2 separate regions of the Mus musculus genome follow, and region 1 is linked to region 2. A link is a contact called in ENCODE Hi-C data. All regions are on one chromosome and are shown on one strand. Each heading gives the region's core, a stretch centred on a gene start or an enhancer-like site at or near the end of the contact. The rest is flanking DNA. Distances are from core to core; before and after follow the strand shown.

Evidence for each region. A loop is a pair of places that touch in the nucleus more often than their neighbours do.
Region 1: a loop to region 2 is called in a map of left cerebral cortex, with 2.9 times the contacts of the local background. The contact joins the enhancer-like site here to the promoter of Ssbp2 in region 2. A Hi-C loop is called at or near these places in 3 of 37 maps with a recorded cell type or tissue (left cerebral cortex and v-Abl transformed pro-B cells).

Annotation. Positions count from the first base shown.
Region 1 is chr13:91,092,611-91,095,844 of GRCm38, forward strand. All of the region lies in intron 3 of Atg10 (autophagy related 10), which reads right to left. Among named protein-coding and RNA genes, the nearest start is that of Atg10, 130 kb to the right of the region's middle. Within about 2 kb of position 1,778, at least 1 of the 3 ENCODE cell types and tissues checked has a DNase peak (open chromatin) inside an H3K27ac peak, as active enhancers do; it is left cerebral cortex, where a contact is called at or near this core.
Region 2 is chr13:91,459,520-91,462,668 of GRCm38, forward strand. Ssbp2 (single-stranded DNA binding protein 2) reads left to right here and starts at 1,578. Exons shown (of 17, transcript NM_024272.4): 1 at 1,578-1,729. The coding sequence starts at 1,668.

The sequences.
Region 1 (3,234 bases), core at 528-3,027, 370 kb before region 2:
CATTCCCCCAAAGGCATTATTTGATAAAATCCCAGCATGGAAGGGAGAAAGAAAAGTTCCATGCATACCCGAGGAGCTACTGGTACCTGATGGCTGCTGAGGGGGAGAAAGTCCTCCCAGAATAAAAGCAACTCCTATCACAGTTTCCAGTCATTCTCATCTTTACCTTCCCTTTCTGACCATCTGAAGCCCCAGGGCGCCTCCTCTACCACACAAGTTCTGTGGCCTCTAAACCTACAGCTGTTTGCCTCTAAAGACACCCTCCATTTATGCTGTTGCGTCCCAACTAGAATCTCCAGTTTGAGAAACCTTCCTTTCAACATTCACTTAGAATGTACCTTCTCTGTAATGGTGCTGATGTTTGAATTGGACTGTATTTTACTTTTACCATTCTTTCTTGCAAAGGACCTTTGCCTTTCTTTCTCTGTAACTAAATTAAAAATATTTTGGCGTACAGAGGTTGTGCAGTGCCCACCTTTTCCTCTGCATTATATTTATTATCAGTCTTAAAGTTCCATATTTAATGAAGGTTTACAGAAGCGAACTGCATAAATAAGGTCCCTTTACGTCTCCCTTTTAAAAAGCAACATATTTACACTTGAATCGACACAGTGAAAATATATAATCAATGGATGATTGGTTGTAGACATCGTTTTTAATGACGGGGAAGGAGGAAAATGTGATGCTTTATTAAGCTCTAATACTGTTGGGTGCTCCCTCTGCTGGCTTGCAGCAGCAATTCAAGAACAGGGAACTCAAACAGCACAAAGAAAGACACCCAGGTTGAGCTTCCTTGTACCCTGCACTTTCTGGGAACAGCCAGGCTAGGAACTCACCGTGAACTCATGCGGAAATTACCCACTTATAGGAAAAGGATTGTCTTTAAAAACTGTTTATAAAGAAAGAAAACTGACCTCACTGTTCTAATGATAATTTTTGTTTATGTTTTTGCTTTTTAACTAAACCACCAACTTTATGTAAAAACTCTTCTTATTTTAGAGTGAATTTTTTGAGCTATAGAACAGAATAAGGTCCTTTTGCTTTCTAATTCATGTTTATGTTTTAAAAGTCTGATCAGGAACATAAGGGGTTAAACTCTTCTTGTGTTTCTAAACAGAGTTATTCTGAGTACCCTGAAGGCATTTAATTCCAAAACAGGAAGCCACAGAGAGGAACACTTGGTTACACTAATGTTATGCAGATCTTTTGGAACATATTTTCCTAAACACTTGCTGAAAGAGCCTTTTCTATACAGCATGCCATCACACGAAGTTGGAGAAGGGTCCCCCACTTAGCACAGCACTAACTCTCAGACTGTTCTTTGTTACTTCCTTATGTCCTCCATTTCAGTTGTTTAAAATGGTTCTCTGCTTGATCACAGAAAAAAAAATTAAATAAAACAAGCTAGGGGCCAGGGAGTGATTGTTCACACCTGCAGCTATTCTGTACACACACACACACACACACACACACACACAAACTATGATGTTAGTTATGATGACTTTTTAAAAGATAACATAATAAGATTAACCTAAGATCAGTACAGACACCACTGTTAAAGATCAATGTCCTATTTTAAAACAAACAGCTGTTTGATAAGTTTTTACCTCTATTCTAAAACCTCCCTTGCCTAGCAGGCTAAAGGAGATCTCACCCTTGTAGCTGAAACAACAAAACACCACAGGCCAGTGGGTTTCTGTAGCTAAGAAGTGGGCAGGAGGGAACATCCTCTGTTACTGACACGGTGCTGCTGCGGCTGTCTCCAACACTGTGTGAGTGAGTATACAGCTGCCTACAATTCCCCGGCCAACCGGGTGAGGTACACTTTAAGTCCCTGAGGTGTGCCGTGGAAAAAGACCCCACACTGTGGTGAACAAGCGTCACAGCCACCTGACTGCATACACCATTTCAAGGCCATTTTAAAGAACAGCTCCCTTTCTCAGCCTCCTGGCTTATGTTCGGTTGTGTTTTAGAGAAAGCCAATGATCACTGAGCCATTATCCTTCTGTGCTGGAAATTAAGGCTTTGTGCACACTATCCATGAAGATGAAGTGCAGCAATATTAAAAGCACCAGGCTAGTCAGAAAAAGCCAGATAGGAAAAACAACGTGTACATTTGGCTCCGTTTCCGTAACTGTTTACCCCACTCTTTGCTTGTGTGGCGAGGGGATGTGCAAGAGTACAGCAGCCCTTTTAACCCTTCTGCGTATGGGGAAAACTGGTTTTCTTTAAGCGCTTTTGAGTGAACAAGAACAAGGGTATAGGGTATAATGGGTGCTGCTGTCATTCCTATACTAAAATTCTTGACATTTACCTCTGTAGATGCCCAGAGCAGAGAGACTGGCTAATGAGTGGGTGCTTCTCCCTCAGGTGAGGTGCCATGGGACCACAGCAGCCAGGCACAGAGTAGATGGCAGACGCAGGTCAGAGTAGAGTACAGAAGGTTATTAATTTCCAGACTCGCTGTCATCCAGCCTTGAAACTGCTGAGCTTGTATCTTTTGAGCAAGACTGTCCAATCCTGAGATTTAAATGTGGACTTTCAGCTCACAAATATGTCCTCTAGTGTTCAGAGGGCATCCTCACCGAAATCTACAGTTACATACATGACTATAGAAAAAACGTACAGCTCAGAAGATCTAACAGCGATTCTTTGCTATACAATGAGTCATTTCACTTTAAGTTATTCGGTGCTTTATTAATGAGGCAACAAGGTTCTGGAGCTACAAGTTAGCAGGCTTAGACAATATCCAAAAAGACATCTTGAAGTGTGCAAGAAAATTATTCAAAACATGATTTATTTTAATTTACCATCATATAAACGATGAATGAGCATAAAAACTTAAGATGTGGTTTGTTATAAAATGGAAATATAGTATTAAAAAACAGCTACACCTTGCTCATTCCTTATGGTAATTCAGTTGTCCAAGTAGTCAGTAATTATTATAGAGCAAACTACCAGTGAAATTCTGTGGAAAATCCATTGAGGCTCCACCTCTGATGATGTCATCACATGCAAATGCATGGTGGTGTCAAACACTGACTTTATTGGGTATTTGTTATAGCAGCTAGTTCTTTCCAGACTGATGCAACATAAATCAACGCAAGACAAATCTGCAGTACCATGCTTGTTTCAAAACACCTACAAGACCAATAAACACCAGACATTCGGAAACAAATATATCTTTAACTGGATACAGTGTTATATTCAGATGTCTTCCTCAAAATAATAGGT
Region 2 (3,149 bases), core at 328-2,827:
AGTCTTTGATTGATGCTCAGTTGCCAGCCCGTTTTGATTCTCTCCCTCTGTCTCACTCACTGCCCTTCTTTAACCTTCTGCTGTTTTATTTCTGTCACTTGCTATCAGAACCCACAAACTCCATTTCTTTCCTTTCCATCTATCTCTGCATCTCCATATGCATTTTTATGATCCTACTGCTAAATGCTTAAAGCTGTGTGCAATAGAAAGGTATGCTTCCTCATTTGAATGTTATTTCCTTTCCTTAGCATAACCGTTACTCCTCTATTCATGCTTTTCTGAGGTCTCCATGTCCTACCCCAATGGCACCTCTCTTCCCCTGTCACCTCCCATTTGAAGCTCATCTCTTCTCTCAACCGGATTTCTACTCTGTCTGATTTTACAGCCAAGGATCTTTAACAAAATAAAGGATGGAGTCTATCAGAAACCAGGTTGCGTGTGTCTTGAGAAACTTTTGCGCATTCACTGAAATGAGATTAGGGACTTGGATCCAAAAATATTCTCCGGGAGTTTTCAGCTTGGGCACAGCTTTGCACATCTTGGGCTCTGCGGCCTATTCTGCTGGGCAAATACAGGGATGTCTTTCAGGGCCTTCTCTGAATCTTTCCAGTCCAAGGGTCAAATTGAAATGACATTGCCCATCCAAACTATAAAAGCAGGCCGAGTAGAGAATGCCTGGGCCCCTGGTCTGCTGCAGGTCTGTGCAGAGTACTGGGGAGGTAGGGACCCAGGCCTTGGGCCACTGCGGTCCCACGAGTCGGTCTCTTGACCTCTTTGGGAAGGGGAGGGGGTGTAGTCCCCTCTTAGACAGGAGGCAGACGCCAGGGAGGGTGGTCCTTTGGGATTCAGGGCTTGACTTCAGAGCCGGCGACAGCACCTCAGCGGGCGCCCCAATGGGAGGCACGGTGCCTCCCAGGGAGAGACAGAGGTTCGCTCAGTCCTTGAGCCAGAAGGTCGAGGGTTCAGAGCGGGCGTCCCCGGCCTGCTGGCCCTCCGGGAACGGGATTGGGGCGACACCCCAGACAGGAGGGATGAGATCAACCGCGGGTACGGACCCGGGGTGCCTGGCCGGAGAGGAGCGGGAGAGGAGGTTGGCGGGACCCCGGCGCCGGGTCCGCGGGTCCGCCTGTGGACTCGCCGGGCGCCCCGAAGTCTGGGGCCGCCGCGACTCCCGTTCCGCAGTCGCTGCCAGGCACTCCAGGCCGCACTTTCCCCTCCTCCCCGCGCCTTCTCTCCAGTGAGGAGCCGGGCGCGGGCGGCGCGGGGGGCGGGGCGGCGGCGGAGGGAACAGCCAGTTGTTTAAAATCCTTCTAGAGCAGTTTCTAATTCCCCCCTAGCGCCCGGGTTCGGAGGGGGAGGGGGGAAGGAGAGCGGGAGGGGGAGCGCGGCGGAGAGGGAAGGAGGGAGGGAGGGAGGGAGCGGGAGAGGGAGGGAGGGAGGGAGGAGACTGCCGCTTAGGCCGAGCCGCCGCCGCGCGCTCCGGCAGGCCGGAGGGAGGGGAGGCCTGTCAGTCTCGCGCGTTGCCAGGGCGAGGAGGGCGGAGCTCTGGCGTGGGGCGGCCAATGGTGGGGGTGGCTGCGTGGGTCGCCATGGGGACGGGGCTGTTCCCGGGGAGGCTGTGATGGGTTGACAGGTGCGTGACAGTGGGAGCTGCTCTCGGCACAAGCATGTACGGCAAAGGCAAGAGTAACAGCAGCGCCGTCCCGTCCGACAGCCAGGCCCGGGAGAAGTGAGTGTCTCCGCGCCGCAGCCACCTCCGCCTTCGCACGCGCGCACACTCGCGCACGCACTCGCACTCTCCGGGAACCGCAGCCACACGGCCGCCCCGCCGCGGGGGAGCCGGGGGTGGGCTGCAGGGGGAGGCGCGGGGCGGGGGCGCGCGGCTCCGGGGAGCGGCCGCCTGCCTCCACGGGGGAGCCCCCCGGGTGGGTGGCCGCGGGCAGCGGGCGGCGGGAGGGACGCGCGTGGCGGGGGGACGGCGGCGGCGGGGATGGAAACTTGTTTGGGTGGTTGAGGGGAACCACCCGCGGCTTCACCTCCTCGCAAAGTAACTTTGGAGCTGTGGTCCAGGACGGCCGGGCCGCGGCGCGCGGCGGGCCTGGGGGGCGCGGGCTGCGGGGCGGCCGGGGTCCGGCGGGGCCGCGGCGGGGGCCCGCGAGCGTGGAGAGGGGAGAGGACGGCGGGCCGGGCGGGCGGAAGCGGGGCCCCGCGGGGCGCGGAGGGCAAGTGCGGGCGTGGGCCGGGCGGGCGGGCGGGCGCAGAGACGCGGGTCCGCGGGTTCTCCCGGCGCAGGCCGAGCTGGCTGGCGGGCGGGTCCGGGGCGGCGGGGGAAGTTTGGGAGTGGGAGCGCCGAGTTCCCGGAGGGAGAGTGTGTGCTGGCCCGCGCGGGGTCGGTCGCGAGAGCTTGGCGCTCCTGCCTCCCGCCGCACACCGGCTCGGCGGCGGCCCCAGAACTTTTTGAGACTTGCGGTGTCCCCGGGGGTTGGTGGCCGCGGGCGCGGAGGGCAGGTCCCGTGGGCCGTGGCGGCGCCGCGAGGAGGGCTGCCCGCGGTGTGGACCCGACGCGGGTCGGCGTGGGGGCTGCGGCAGAGATGCTGGGCACAAGCCGCTCCGCTGGGTCGTGGGGGATACAGGTGGTAACTTCGGTGGGAACCCGGAGGACGTTGGGGAGCCGAGGTGCCACGGTCGCGGCACGCTGCGGAGCAGGCTAGTTGGCTGCTATTCTTGTGTACTTGTAACGGCGATTTGGTTGTTACTAAAATGAGAGCGAATAGTGACTCTGACACCGAGGAAGAACCCTCCCCCCCCCCCTTTTTCCTATGTGCAGATGTTCAGACTGATTCCCTGTACTGGGTCTGCTGGGGGCGGGGGGGGGGCGTCAAGCTTATCCTTGTCATTGAACATACTGTCTTGCTGAGGGGACTCAGGCTGGGGGAGAGCAAGTCCTTCTCAGAGGTACTCTGGGTCTCTTGCATACAAAAACAGCTTGGTAAATAAAAAAATCCAAATGTGTAGGCTACGGAGTTTACCCCCCTTGCTTAGGCAGTTAGTCATACCCTTGAAAGTTTGTTGTGCCCCAGGGAGGGGAACATGTTCTAATCTTTGTGTTGGCAGCAATACACACACAATTCCCATAGGGTTTAGAGGTG